Linked DNA regions of Homo sapiens: region 2 is linked to region 1. A link is a loop called in an ENCODE intact Hi-C map of the cell type or tissue named here. Cell type or tissue: mammary epithelial cell. All regions are shown on one strand.

Evidence for each region. Hi-C counts contacts between places; a loop is a spot of excess contacts. Peaks named below come from ENCODE experiments on the same cell type or tissue, not always from the same donor. Only the 100,000 strongest peaks of a DNase experiment are listed, where the experiment ranks them.
Region 2: it touches region 1 in a loop (2.1-fold over the local background); 7 of 110 quality-filtered maps call a loop at or near these places.

Annotation. Positions count from the first base shown.
Region 1 is chr11:95,449,859-95,457,858 of GRCh38, forward strand. No RefSeq gene overlaps it. Among named protein-coding and RNA genes, the nearest start is that of SESN3, 220 kb to the left of the region's middle. In mammary epithelial cell, a CTCF peak has its summit at 4,276; DNase peaks (open chromatin) are centred at 2,083 and 4,063; H3K27ac peaks cover 2,298 bases.
Region 2 is chr11:95,240,454-95,248,453 of GRCh38, forward strand. No RefSeq gene overlaps it. Among named protein-coding and RNA genes, the nearest start is that of SESN3, 13 kb to the left of the region's middle. In mammary epithelial cell, no CTCF peak of the experiment used is centred here; a DNase peak (open chromatin) is centred at 4,818; H3K27ac peaks cover 1,809 bases.

The DNA.
Region 1 (8,000 bases):
TATAAGGACCATGGATCCTTGGCAGGGCATGAGAAAGATACAGAGGGAGGTAAAATGAGTTCATTACTGTGAGAATTAGGTCAGAAGACAGACTCTTTAGGTAGGTGGCAAAATAGGTAGGTAGTTTAGATTGGGAGAAATGGGAAATTACAAAACCCAGGTTCCTGGAAGAGCCTGAAAGGGAAGGAGAAGAGGTTTATAGTTCACCTGATACAGAAAAAGATACCACCAGCTTCTTGGGCATCCAGCAAGAAGCAGTAAAGGGAAACTTTGACCAAGACATCTTGGTAGGATTTTTAAAAAAAATGAATAATAGAGTAGAATCTGTTACCAATTCATGTACCTGGAGTTGCACACCAAAGTGTGGTCTAGCAAAAAGACTCTCCAAGCTTGAAGGCTGTAGGCCTGAGTGTCCTGGCTCCCTTCCTAACCAGCAGTTTGCCTTTGGGCCAGTCATTTAAACTGTCTGGCCCTGGTTGCCTCCCTGGGTATGGGAGTAGATGATCTCAAAGATTCCAACATGGAGGATTATTACATCTTCATAGATTGTCACTGCTGGTGACAGTCAATCCCATGAAGACTGGCCTGAGAGTAAATAATGGGGTTCAAGATCCTTAGGAAGAAAAATCTGAGGCTGTAGTCAAGGGAAAAATTCCGCCTGGGAGGGTATTGGGAAGGGAGGGAGCTGGAGTTCCAAGGCTCTGGGGCTCTGCAGTGTGCTCCTATGACCAGTGCAGCTTGCATGATTGAAGATATTGTAGCGTCAACTGCCTCAAAGACTCATAATCTGCTGTTGTTTTTTTTTTTCCTTTTATCTGCCCAATTTGCCCAAGTCCTCAGATTGCATTATTGTTCTTATCATTAATTCCTTCTTTACAGTGCAGCAGTTTTAATTAGATTCATTTCCTGTTTTTCCCTCTCAGGGAGCAGTACATGATGTCTGATGGCTCCTGAGTGCCTGGAGAGGGTGTGATAAAGAAACTCAGTGCAAGTGGATAGTTCAAGGAGAGAGGAGGGTAGGCAGGTCAGGATAGGGGTGAGGATGGGAGAGGAAAGAAGAGAGCCCAGCAGGCAAATCTTGCTCTAGCTGTTGATTCCTCATCAGCACCCAGTGACCCAGCCATGAATAATGCTGTTGGCTTGGAGAGACCACCCCCTAGTTGAGTCTGGAGTATTTCCCTAGCCTTGCGTCAGCCTTGTTATTTATCTGACTCTTCATTTCCTGGACGGTTTCGGCTGGGAAGAACCTCTTTAAGCATTGATATGCCAGTCTAATTACAATTAATAAGGTCAGAAGCTGAAAAATTTATTTGATATTCCCACCTTGTGGACGGATTCAGACCTGAAGAATCAAAAGCTTGTCTGACCTCAGTTTTGAGGCCTCTGACCTTGCAGATGCCAACCACTCTGGGATGCTCTGTGGGAAAGTGGATTGTTGCATTTTTTAGGATTCAATTTTATTTTTTGTCATTAAAAACATTTTTTAGGGAAAGGCCTTCCAAAGTTCCAGGCCAAGGAGCAAGACACAGTACAGCATTCAACTATGTTCAAATGTGCCTCTCATTAGCTGTTTGATCTTGGCCAAGTTATGTAACCCATCCAATCTCAGCTTCCTCTCTGGTAAAATAGAGCTAATAATACCTACCACATGGAAGTGCAATGGAAAATAGATAAGATAATGTATATTCTGATGCCAAATAGCTAAGTATTATCAGCAGTTTAGATCCAGGAGAGCCAAAATCAACATGGTGAGAGTCTGTGTAGTGAGGAAGGAAAAGAGAAAAATAGGAAGGAAAAGAGAAAAACCTCAGTTATGAAGGTCCATAACTTAGTGGGTCTAGAATATATGCTTTAGAGTCAGATCTAGGACCAACTTTCAATTCTGTCATTTATTAGATGTGTGATATTGGGAATTATTTTAATTTCTGAGCCTCAAGTTTCTCATCTGCAAAATGGGAATAAAAATCACATCTGCCTTATCAGGCTGTCTTGAGCACTAAATGAGATAATGCTTTGTGGCTGAGACTTGCTAGATACCCAACAACCTTTTCCCTTTTCTTCATGAGTCACCAATAGACTACATTTCCCAACTTCCTTGCATCTAAGTGAGGCTTTGTGACTAAGCTCTGATGAATGGAATGTGGATAGAAGAGATATAGGCTACATTATCGAAGGCTTATCCCCAAAACCTTCCTTATAATCCTCTATACCCTCTCTTTCCTCATCTACTGGTAGATTCAGAGGATCCAGAAGAGAACTCTAGGGTTCAGAGAAGGCAGAGCCACTGTATGGAAGGAGCCTGGGTCCTTGAATGACTGGAGCATAGCACTCCCCGCTCTGCCCCTCTCAATCTGTATTGGATTATGGTTTAACTACTGATATTTTAGAATTGCTTGTTAAAACAATTAATCTGTCCTGACGTATTTATTCTCATAAAACACATGGTAATTCTTCAATAAATGTTAGTGATTATGATTATGATTATTTGCTCCTTGGCTGGAATGGCTGAGTGAGCAGTTCCATAATTTAATAAACTTAATACTACAAGTGTGTTTTTGTTTTCTCTCCTGGCTGGAAGATTAACTGCTAATCTTTGGATTCCCTAAAAATGATATTAATAATGTCTTCATTTATTTGTCTAATTCATAAATATTCACTGTATGCCTACTCTTTATACAATTTTATTAGTTGCTGGGTAATGCAGGGATAATATCTTCATGAAATCTTTAATTTCACAAAGAGGGACTGGTATACAACTAGCTCTATTATGATGTAGAATAAAATGTGTGCTTTAACTCTCACCTAATCATCATAAACTGTGGCCTGTAACACTTCACTTCTTAAGAAATCTATAATACTCTTTCAAAGTTCAACCCAGGGTAGGATCTATGGGAAAGTTTTGCCACTTTCCTGGCAACCTAACCTCAACCTTCCATGGTCAGGAAAAGAGAAGGAGGGTTAAGTGGGAGCTGTTGTTTCATTGGAAACCACGTATGTGTTTACATGGTGCTGCTTTGTGGCCTCTAGAAGCCTTCCCAGCCCCTCCCTTCCTTTCTCTCTTCCTCCCTACGATTGTGCGATTGTGTGGCATCGCCGGCATCTCCTGGAGTTTGCTCATCTGTCCTGCTCTCCCAGGGCAGGGTGAGCGAAGGCTTAGCTGTGACAATCTAGTGCCCATTTTGTTCAACTTTGCCATCTCCTCTTCCCGGAACTCAGCTGTTTTATTTGTAAAATAGGCCAAATTAGATTGGAACTCAGGTCATTGGATATGTAGCATTCCCTTCTATCCATTACAAACAGCACTAATGAATCAACGCATTCCTTTTGCTGAGCCTGAACCCACGCAAGCCTTCACAAACTCAATACCCACTTCCAAGCAGCTCCACCAAGCTATCAGACTTGGATCCAGAGTCAGATGATCTCCAGGCATCTTTGGTAATGACAATAATACTCTCTGACCCCCTTAAAATGTTTTTTAAGGCACTTTTAGGTAGATAATCTCATAAGCACTCTGAGAGTGGGGTGGCATCTGTTATTTTTGTCCCCTAACCTCACTGTGCTCAGCTCTCAAGTCTCAAGGAAAGCTCAGCAAATATTTGAGAACTGAAAAAGACCCTGCTCCTCCTGACCCCTCCTTCTGATCTTTGCTTCTATTCCCTCACCAGTATGTCTTTTCACAGTCACAGGTACTAGTCTCATTCTCACTGCCTGTTTGACCTGGAATTACGTGAGCTCATAGGTTCATCTAGTCCATCCCTCTGCTCCCAAATAGGCTATTTCACATTCCAGCACTGACAAGTGCTGAGCCTGTTGAAGAAGGACAGCTGTCAGGCCCAAGAGCCCTTTCTTGGAATGCCTGCTGGTAAAACCAAGATCATTGGGCCTGTTTGTGGATGACTAGTTGGCTTAAAGGATTCCAAATCTTGCCTGTGGATTTTTCTTTCTGAACATATCATTAGATCTGAGGGTGTGCCAAACCAGCTCGGAGGCAAGGCTTTGTCACTGCGCCTTTTCATTCATTATTATTTCTCAGGCAGATCTATTTCTCATTGACTGGGGCCTCTTGGGCCCCTCCCTTGCCTTGTCATGCTCAGAACAGCCTGTTTGGCCGCCCTCCAGGGACCGCACTGGCCCAGAGGTGCTGTCGCCTGCCTCTCCTGACTGGTGGGGACAGGCCTGAGCTAAGGCTGCCTTTGTTCTTTCACAGTGGGTTATTTTCCCTTGGGCTTGGATGGCTCAGCAAAAGTTACTGGACGCTCGGCAGGGTGGGAGCCCTGAGCTGCACAGTTTATATTGGAAACTGTGGACATTGTTCTGGATCATCTGCATGGTGCCAGCATTTTTCCTTTTTGTCTGACAGGGTGAATAGTATGGCATGGGAATGGGGTGGGGATAGGGTCAGGCACGAGTCCATGCAGTCTGCCTTGCATTGCGCAGAGTTCTTTCCCAGCAGTGCCAATGCCGGCTCTGGCAAAGGAGGGGAGTGACCCAGGGAGGGCGTTGGTGAGACCGCTGTTTAGACTCAATCTTTAAAACCATAGACACCTTCAGGCACAGGCAGGACAAAAGGAAAAGAGAGAGGATGACAGGGAAACAAAGATGGTAATAGATTTAGGGGCATAGGAGAGAAGGTAGAAAATGAGAAAGTGTTTCTTCAATGAATCCCTTCTAGATATTACTCTAGTCATCTCATTTGAGGTCCTACAGCATCTATTATATATACCAAATCTTTCACTCCCTACTGTATACAAGTGTGTGACTTAAATTCCGCTCTAGGCTTGCTTTCCCCTCAGAGATTCTCCTACTCTTTGGCCTGAATTCTACTTCACAGTGAGTGTCCATCAAAAGCTCTTTGCTATACTGTCTCCCAGCCTCACTTCCTAAGCATTCTCAGAGCTTCCACTCCTGAGACTACGTGGCCTCCCTTATCGCATGTCATCTACCTCAAAGCTGCCAATTTACTTGGGGGTAAATCAAATCCACTTGAGCCACAAATCTCATCAATGCAGTGAGTTCACTAAAGAGTTGGGAGTAAAGGCATTATCCCAACACAATTTATGGCTGCAGTCTTGCAACTAGCTCTTCTCTTTTGACTTTGCTACCTTTCTCCTAAGTCTATGCCTCCACCTTGCATTTCCCTTGGTGTGAAGCTATCTTTTAGCTCTCTCTTTTCCCTTCTGACACTATTTGACAGTGAATATTTCCTGTGCTAACCTCTGGAAAATAAATACATGTCCTTCCATTTGGATAGCACTTTAGAGTTTACAAGATGTTTTCATAAACCTCATTGTAGAAAAATCTTCACAACGATCTCATGAAACTCAGATTATAATCCAGCTGATTTCTGCACTTTAAATCTAGGTTGTTTTCCCCCATGTTTAATGACCATCTACCTCTCAGGAAGAACCAGGAACTCTTGCAGAGTTAGGACAGGGAATGGGGAGCTGGGTCTCTGAGGGTGGGGTAGAGGGTGAGAAGGTCTCAGCGGGTAGAGGCCTTGGTGGTGAACAATGCAAATCTTACAGAAAACTTTTTACTTCAAGCCACCCACATTTTTTTTTCTTTCTCAGGCCCCAATATTTGCCTGGTTTATTTCATTTTCTCTTTTGTAAACCACAGCTTCTAACCATGGTTACTCTTGATTTACTCATTCATTCCTTCATTCATTCCCTTGCTCTTTACCCAACATTTCCTGGTGTCTACAACATTCCAAGCAGTGGTGCTTCTCTTTCCTGTGGAGAAGCACAGGCTGCTGCACAGCAGTGGGGCTGAGGTTCCTGTCCTGGGAGCTGGAAACAGCCCCGTGGAGAATTCTAGCAAAAGGACGTGAAAGGGCCCCTCCTCTGCAGCAGATCAACTTCCCTGTTTTTCATGGACATCCTCTGGCAAAGATTAAGACCATATGTTTTTCTATTAATATACATAAGATTGAGGAAAGACGTATCTTCATTCCAGAGAAGCACCCAGAGCCCTCCGTCTTCCAAGAATTCCTCAGCCGGAAGCTCAATGTGGTGGTCATGCAGCTACTCCTCTTTCATGTGCCTTCCACACATGGCTTCCACAATACCACACCTCTTGCCTTTCCCTCAATCTCATTGGTTGTTGCTGCTCAGAGGCTTTGAAGCTTTTTCCTCTTCACATTGGAGGGCTCCAGGACTCAGTCCTTTGTCTTCTTTTCTTCCCGAACTACCCTCTCTCCCTCGGTGATTTCATTTGCTCTCATGCCTTTAAACACCATCCACATGCCAACAACTCCCACATTTATTTCTCCATCCCAAATCCAGGCTAGCATGTCTAACTGCGTAACCGACATTGCCACTTTGATGTTTAATAGATATATGAAGTTCTGTATGTCCAAAAGAAGCTCTGAGTTTTTCCTCACAAGCCTACTTTGCCCATCACTTTCTCCATTTCAGTTGATGGCCACTCTACTTTACTAGCTGCACAGGCCAAAAGCCCTAGAGCCATCCTTGACACCTCTCTTTCTCTAATTAACACATAAGTCATTGGCTCAACTGTAACCTAATCCAAAATATGCTACTTCTTATCAACTCCACCACTAGCATCACTTCCCAGGTCACCATTCTCCCTCCCAGTTTGTCACAACACTTCCTAACCTGTGTCCCTGCCTCTGTCCCTACCCCCTATAGTCTATGCTCAACACAATTGCCAGAGGAATCACTTTACATGTAAAGCGAATCATATGACAACCCACTTTTCCTCCAAATTTTAATGGCATCCTTTAATACTTGGGATAAAAGTCAAAGTCTTTACAATGGTGAGTAAATTGATTGCATAAACAGCTGCAATTATCCACCCCTTCCTGTATCTGCCTCCCTTGCAAAGCCACTGTATAGCCCCTCCCAGCAAAAGGTGGAGTCTATTCCTCACCCCTTGAATCTGGGCAGGCCCTGTGATTTTCTTTGACCTGCAGAATGCAGCATAAATGACAATGTGCCACCTCTGGGCATCTTGGAACCCTGCCGTCCCCATGTAAACAAGCCTGGGCCAGCCTTCAGGATGATGAGAGACATGTGGTCTAGTCACATGTCCTAGCTGGCAGCCAGTCAACAGTCAGATATGGGAATGAGACCACCCCGGACTAGCCAGCTTTGAGCCAAGCCAACACCTGATCCTCAATGTGCAAGACCAGCTGAGGTAAGCTGAGCCTTGTCAAGATCATCAGAGTTCAGCTGAACCATAGATAGTCTTATGAGCAGTAGAAGATGCTTATTGATTTAAGCCGCTTGATTTTTTTTTAAATACAGAATTATTGTGGCAAGAAATAATGGATATAAATGGCCTATAAGGCCTTATGTGATCCACAACTCCCCTTACAACTCTGACTTTATCTGCTACATTCCGGAAGGCTTGGTCACCACGCTGGAGCCACAGCGGCCTCTTGCTCTTCCTGGACTACACCAAGCACGCTCCAGCCTCTGGGCCATTGCATTTGATGTTTCCTCTGCCTGGAATACTTTGCTCCACATACCCCCATGGCTTCTGGCCTTACTTCCTTGGAGACCTGCTTAAATGACATGCCAGCAAGAGTGATATTTGTAGTATCTTTTAAACATTTTGGCATGAGAACTGACCAATCACAACAGCCAAGGGTACAGGGCAGGATCAGGGACCTGGCTGTCCCCTCCTGAGCCAGGAATTTATCTTTTCATGGCTGAGCTGGGGGAAGTATTCCAAAACAGGAGCCAGGACAGCCAACGTGGTGGACAGGGCAGCAGTAGAGTGGCTTCAGGCCATGCTTGTCTAACAATCGGTAAGGATATATTTTAATATTTCAACAGTAAGTGTGGTGATCAGCTCTGATGATCAGGGTGGTGTCTCCACCACTCTGGCCTCATCCCCCTTATCCCAGAGTACTCTCTAGGTCCCTTATTCTACTTAATATTTCTCTAAAGCACTTTTTATTGCCATCCAACATATAATATATTTTTCTATTTATTTTCTCATTACTTTTCTATACTTCTCCTCTTTCTAGAAGA
Region 2 (8,000 bases), 210 kb before region 1:
TCCCAGTGTTTCAGTTCCCCATTTTAATATAGTTCATGCTCCAATTGCAAAACTCCTATGTATCCTGGCTTTTTACATTGCAGTAGGCAAACTTCCATGAGGGGTGCAAATCTTCCTTTCTTTTCTGAGGGGCACTATCCCTATTAAAAATTCACCAAAATTTTAATCTATTTTTCCGAATTAAATAATATCACTTTATTATCTAACATTTAGCATTTCACACTTAGCCCCCACCCTGTTGATTTCCATTTGTATATGTGCAAGTGATATGTGTGCACAATTTCTAACAAGTACATCGATATTATCTGTCTTAAGACAGTAAAGTACTTGAAGATAACCATCATATTTCTAATCCATATTCTGTAATCCCCGTAACCTTCATGGTAGTGATGATAATCATCATAGATATGGTAATAGAAGCAACCACTATCATTTTCTGAGTACTTAGTATGTGCCAATAATTATTCAATAACCTACATAAATTATTTTGCCTAATACTTATAAAACGTCTATGAAGTAGCTATTATTATCTCTATTTAAATGTGATTTATAGGGACTGAAAATTTGGTCAAGGTCACACAAGGTAGAGCTCTGATTTGAACCCAGATCTGCTTGATGCCACCAGGATTTACAGTGTTATAAAATCATGCTTTGGCATTATTCAGTTAGTCATTTTTATAAATATTCTTTGAACTAATTATCTGTGTTAGGTTACCAAACAATAAGGTCCACTAGATTAAATCTCTCATACATTTACCAAATATAGCTCACTGGACACCTATTGAAATAAATGCTATGAGAATAGGCAAACACATACCCATTATTCTCTATTCTAGTATTTTATTACCCACTGGCATATTACGTGAAAAATATTTGGGTGATCTTTGGATAAGAAAACTACCTTTGTTGGCACCCAAGTCAAAATTCCAAATGTTCTGAGATATAAGTCTGAAGATTCCTAGGCACTTGGCTAGTCACGGAGATAAAGTGATGGACATGATGAAGATAAAGTTGATAAAATTAACAATTAAGGGTAGAGGAAGGAGGTGCTGTTGGTACTTTCACATGCTATATCAAGACAAGTACAGGTCTATTGCAATAAGCTGGGATTAGATTCTCTAGAAATAAGATGAATAAACTGGTTTCCACATAACCTGCCAGCAAATTCAAGATGTTCATATCAACCTGTCTTATCCACAGCCTCCTCTAAGTAAATCTTTCTGCTGGTGGCCTTATTCTAAATAATTATGCTCTGTACTATGTGAGTCAACCGAGGAATAGACGCTTGACTCAAAGACAGTCATTCCGTAACCTAGCCATCCATCTGTATGGACTAGCTCAAAATGATAATCTGAGCCAATCAGATTCCTTTCTTGGAGATTTGGCATCAGGAAACTATGATACTAAGCCAGTTGGCAGCAAAGTCAGATTGTAAGAGGATGTCATGAACCATATGCAAACTAAAACGAAGAAGGAACAGAACGGATAGGAAGTAAAGGGTGAGGAAGCTGGGAGGGGTAGGAGGAGGGGGCAAGGCACAGAAAGAAAGCAAAGAAGCTAAGACACTGGTATTTAGAGTTCCTTAAATCCTGGTGTGTTTCCACTTCCAGTCCTTGTGTATCTCTGTAATAATTTCCTTCACCGATCTAATCTCCTCCCACTGCTGATTTTGTGAAGTAACTTAATTCTGTTTCTTTCATCCAAAAGAGACTGACGGAAATAATCTTCCTTCATTTCCACGTCAAGCACTTATACATATGAAATATTACCCTTAGTTCTCATTAGTAAATGGATGTGAAAGTCAGGACATTCCAAAAGAAAGAACTAGAACTCACTCGGCCAGAAAACCCCCATTTCAGTTTTTACACAGAAAAATTCTTACAGTCTATGTTTCACTAAGAATGTCTGCTGTGCAAAACCCTCAAACTTTTTAGAACGTTTTTTTTGTTCCAAGTTAGAGAACGGCAATCAGTAATCTATTACCCAAAGTGCTTCTCCTTTCCAGGTTTCATGTTAGAGTGATTCTAATATGTGTGTGCTATCAACTGCCTACACAGAAAACTGAGAGACAAAGGCTTTCTCCTTTTCCACACATTATCCTTCATTCAGACTTAATGCCTGCAGGTCCGGTTTAATGATTTCCCAGAGTTTATGAACGAAAAAGAAAAACAAAGCAATAAAAACAAAAATCAAAGTTAAATTTCCTCAAAAGTTTTCAAGAAGGAAGTAGTCAGGACAAAAACAAAGGGAATGAGGGCACTTTGTCTCAGGATACAAATTAAAGATCACTGTGGTGGCCTCTGTGGGGTGGTTATAAAGGGGACCAGGTGTATACTAGGAAGTCATTTAGTTTTAGAAATGTAAATATGTGTAAATGTTTTAATTTTACTCAACTTGCCAGAGGTAGAATGTCCCTGGACAACTAACTGATACATTTCTTTAGGGCCAATCGCTGGCTTTAGAAGAGCCTCAGCTAATCACAGTAGAGCTGGACTGTTGTGGTTTTCCATTCCTTTGCATCGTATTCCTCAGTCTCTGCGGAAGGCACTGCTCCTTCCTTTCCTTTCTAAATCTCTCTCTGTCTCTCTCTCTCTCTCTCTCTCTCTCGCTCTCTCCTCCCCTAGTTTATCCTGGACTCATGCTGAGCTCAGCAACCCTTGAACTCATTTTCTATCTGACATGTGAAATAGTTCTTAGGTTTCATTAAACATTTGGAAAATAAACGAGGTACTTCGCTCTGCCACTTTTCAGGTATGGTGAAGAAAATAAAATGGCCTCCCTGGGCAGTACTAGATGGGTTGTGGTTGTGCTGGCCTTGCTCTTGATGAGATAGCACTACTGTTATTTCTGTATATACCAGACCTGTCACTTTGCATTTTCTATTTCTCAGTGAAGACATGAACATCTAGACATTCCACATGTCTATGGGGAACTAGAGTGTCCAGGAATGGAAGCAAATGGAAACATTCTCATTATGCAAGTGTAACTTTAGCTGTGACCTAAAATGTATTGCCTAAGACTTCTATAAGGGTGAAATTGAAAATTTTCCATTTTTTTTAACCTCAATATTGTATAATCTAGTCACTGTTCAAAAACTCCTCAAACTTCATTTTTCATTACTTCATAGGGTTTTTTTGTGAGGATTAAATTAAAAGACATATGTAAAGCACTGAGAACAGTGTCTCCCCTATCATTAGTACTCAGTAAATGTTAGCTATTTGTGTTATTTTTAAAAGATTTCATACAAAAATGTATTTTTAAACAGCAATCGAAATTTACTTGAATTTTAATGTTTTGGGTTCCCTAGTACCATTTACCAAGACAGTTTGTTTTGATTTAAAAGGGCCTCAAGTGCTTGATAACACTCAGGGTTTATCATTAAACATCTTTATTGCACTTGTGTTTGCAAAGTACATTTTTGTCTTCTGTTAGCTAGTCTATCCAGTCAGATTCTGAGAGAACTCAGTGTCAGTGATACTGTTGAATAATGAAGAAGCTAAGGTCATGGAGAAATTAAATGACACGAATGTATTCTTCATTCTAACCTCTCTCTAGATGAAGAAAGATGATTTCTAAAATTTGGCTTTACATGTGTATGAAGATGAGTGTATGTGTATACACACAAAAACACACACACGTATATATACCCTTATGTGTCCTGCTCCCAACAAATTCTCTTTTTTCTAAGCTAAAGATCATTCTTTAAGTTTTTAACTGAAAAATTACAGTTTGCCAGTTAATGAAAAGGAAATATTGTTCCCATTTAAGAGCTGGAACTCTGAGATCGAGTGCTTTGGAATACTTCTAGAGCTTTGTCTACTAGCCATAGGTAATGATTCCTACTTTCACTCTGCAGGAAGCAACTACCTGTTGTGATATGAACAAAATATAGAAGATAATATGTCCAATATATTCTGTATGACTCAAGGAAGAACCCAAACATAAATAGGTCTGGTTTTTATAAATGTGGGGCTGGGCTGAGAGGGTCCCCTTGGTGGTAGATGGGTAAAAGTATTTAAGTGTGTACCAAGCACCGCAGTTCTTCTAAAAGGTCTTCTTTGCCTTTTATGATTGCCTTCTGTCTGTAGAAGCCTCTTTCTTTGTAATTCTGGTTTAGTCATCAGGCAAAATGCCTTATTTATTTCTGGTTGTTTACAAAACCAAAGACCCATACTATAGGATATTTATAATGTTGTCTATCAAAGCAGTCACCGGGAGAAGAGATAAGCAATTCCTCTGCTAAAAAATATTGCGGCCTATGGATTATGAATGCTCATGAAAAGGTCCCTGCTTTACCAGGTCATAAGTAAATGATTTTGTTCCCTTGAGCTAATGATGCAACTCATTTAGGTTGATTTCACCTTCCTCAGATATCATAAATCTAATTTCCGTCTTTCACCTATAGTGCTTAGCTCATTGTGCAGTGGCATCACAGGTAAGAAGGGCTGAAGCAAAGTCTGAGTTCATTCCTCCTAAGAACATTGGGAAGAATTTCTCCCCTTTTTCAAAGAACCAGAGGGTATATTTAGCCAAACAAGAATAAGTTTCTAGATATGGAGGGTAACCAAATAGGGTAATATTTTTCTGCGTGGAAAAAGTAAAGAGAAGGTAGATGCCTTTATGTGTTGGTATCATAGTTTCCATAGCCCTGGTGCTTCCCATAGTAGCTTTGAAATGAAGACCAGCAGTCCGTTCCCCTAGATGAGGCAACAACTCAGGGTGAGTAGAGGCTGGAGCCACACCCTACCAGCTCTCAGCCAGCTCAGCTTTTTGTTCTTTTTGCCTTTTGTCTTCAGGGCTCCAGCAACATCATTTAACCCCATTCAGGAGTGAGATTAGGTGAATTCCTTAGAGCCTATGAATCACCACTGGTGATGCAAAGTCAGAAGAGCTAACATGTCACTGGGATCCACGGGCTCTGAGGAATAACCAGTTTCAACAATGTTACATGATTTCAAGGCCTTTTCATGTCTCTTGCTTTTGGCCCTGTCACGTATATCTGATATACTTCCAATTTTTCATGTCCCAGTCTCCCATCCCTTTTATTAATCTGCTTCTTTTCACATCATCTGCCCTACTTCCTGCGACCTTCTAACTATAGCAAACTGCTAAACCCTAGAACCTTTCCTCTATTGTTAAAATTCTCCTCAAAAGTCACCCAAATTATCCTGGTAGCAAAGTAGAAGAGCTTAAAAATATTTTTTGCAGTGAAAAGCCTAGAGATGACTTACCTAAATATGTCCTATTTGCTACCTGTAGTTCATGCTCCTGCCAGGGGGAAGTTATGGGATTTTGCCTAGACATACTTTGGTCATTCTGTGTTTTGCGCTGCCCATGATGAATCAGGGATTGTTTAAGCAAATGAAAGCAAGTGTCCTTGTGGAGTGGTAATGGAGACATTGGTGGCATTCACATGGCTGAAAATTTGCAGCTCATCTCTGGCCCCATCCATGAACTGAATTCTAACCTCAGAATGTTCTTCTGAAAGAAAGACCATTTTCATTGCTAGACTCTAAGCTCCATGAGGGCACACACTGTGTCTGGATTCTGTTCATTTATGTATTCCAGGTGACATAGAATGAAGCTTCTCCCATTGTAGGTGTTCAATAAGTCTTTGTTAATTTAAATTCCTACCTGATGAAGTTATTACTCTAGCACAGCACAAGGTTCTTTTCCATTAAATACCACAATATCAACTGGATATGGCAGGGCAGAGTTTAATGTGCTAATTTAAATACACAGAAATGAAAAGATTGTTGTATCCATCATGGACCTTGGAATAAACATGAATTTCTGAGGGCTGTAAATGTATCTTAGAGAACAGGATTAGGAACAAAGTAGAAATAAGTAAAATTTAAGGAAGATCTCAAATATGAAGGGTAGTGGATAAAGAAAATGCACTTAATTTTGATTATAGAAATGCAAAATTGATAAAGAGTTCTCAGCTTAATTGAAATACCAAGTATTTTCTCAGGACCTTAGTACCATTACCGCTAAATAAAATAAAATAAATAAAATATGGAATTTAGACTAGATAAGATCCCTTCCAAATTTAAAAAGGAGATTATGATTACAAATGATCAAAAATATATAAAATATAAATTAAACTGAGGACCTTATTCTTTCTTTTGAGAATGGGTCTTGGCCTAGAACAAAGGATCTTAACCTAAAACCTATCACTGTACTGCTTTGGATCTTTGAATTTCCTAAAACTGTGCAAAAAATGTGTATATATATATATATTTTCCTGAGGAGGAAGAATCTACAGTTTTCATCAAATTCCCAAAGTGAACCCCAAAAACCTTATAAACCACTAGAGTATTATATTTTAGGTTGTCTCTTCATAGGATTTGGCAGAACACTTTCAATGTGTCAGGCATCATGCTAAACATTTATACATATTAACTCACTTAACCCTAACTTCATAATACCACTGCTTTTCTGAGAAGCAAGTTAACGTTCTCAAATTCATACAGCTGATACATGGTGGTGCTGGGATACCAACTCAGGCTGAATAAAAACGCCCTGCCTTTTTATTACATAGAATTATCTTCCTTTTGAGTAGACAGAACATTTGCCAACAACCAGAGCCTTTTCAGTCTTAGCCATCATTTTCCATTTAAATCATCCTTTATATAGTAATGGCCTCCTAAGGATCCTAAAGTCTTATTACATTCAAGCAGCATTCCTCTATGGAACAAGCCTTCTAAAGCACAGAGGCAACCCTCTCCAGACTGCTCCCTTCAGTTTTTTTCCATTGTAAAACTAGCCTGCAGTAAGCATAATTTTGTCTTAACTGTCTATTCTAGACTCCAGTCTGGACACATGGCACAAATGGACAACCCATACATTTGGAGAGACTCCAAAACATCCATCTCAAGCACTGAATGGTCCTGGCCCTGTTTCAAAATTTTACTAACCTTCCACAAATTGTGATTCCAGACACGTTTATACCTTGGTCCCCAGGATAATGGAAGGCACAAAAGAGGCAGAAATTAAAATGTCAGTCCATCTGGGTACACAATGTGGGCCAGCAATGACAGTGGAACCCATTGTCTCCTAGGTCACCTGAGGGTAGTATATCTGTGCTTTCTGTGAAAGGGTTGACAAAGTAATCCAGAGCAGTTTTCTTGATGTTCCTTAACTCACTGTAAATACAGTGTGCTACTTAACAATAGCAACTAAGATTTAACAAGCAACAGGAAGCATTTTTAAAAACAAGTGAAAAGCTGAGATCAGAATTCCAGTGAACTTCTAATTCAGCTACCACTGCCATTATTCAGAAGCAAAATAACCTGAAATATACGATGGAAGCTGGAGAGGCAAGTAAGATAAAACTTTGCTATTATCTGCCCAAGAGAAAAGTTGGGATCATCCAAACCTTTTCATTAACTTCAAATTCTGAAGGTTGAGTCATATGCCATGTCACTGCAGATGGAAAAAAGAACATCCACAGCAAAGGTGACACCTGAGAGGTCATACAGCCTGTTAGAAAAGCTGAAAGCATCAATCTGAGAAAAATAAGTGAAACTCAAGACCCACGTCAGAACTATGGATGACATAAGGGATTGAGGGTTATGGGATTCGAGACATTGCTAATCTCCTCACTTTTCCCCCTTTTTATTCTTTACAACCCAACCACTGATAGAAGCCACTTGTTTGACCTGAACTAATCTGTTATGTTTTCCGTGCCTCCAAAGGTGCCAGTTTCAGTTCTGCTGTGTTACAGTAGTGCCTTTGCTGAGTTTGAAACTGGATACTCCAAGCAAGTAGATGCCTTTTCTTCAAACATGCCAGGGAAAAACTTAAATTACTTTAGCAAAAATAACCTTTCTGCCATCTTCATCAAGTTAACACAGAAAACTGATATTTAGTCATGAAGGAGCTTGATTAAACTGTTTCACTTTATCATATTACATCTTGATACAGCAATTTTTTTTTTTTTTGGCTTGGCTGCCTTCTCCACGAGATTTTATGCTTCATGAGGACGCTTTTTCTCA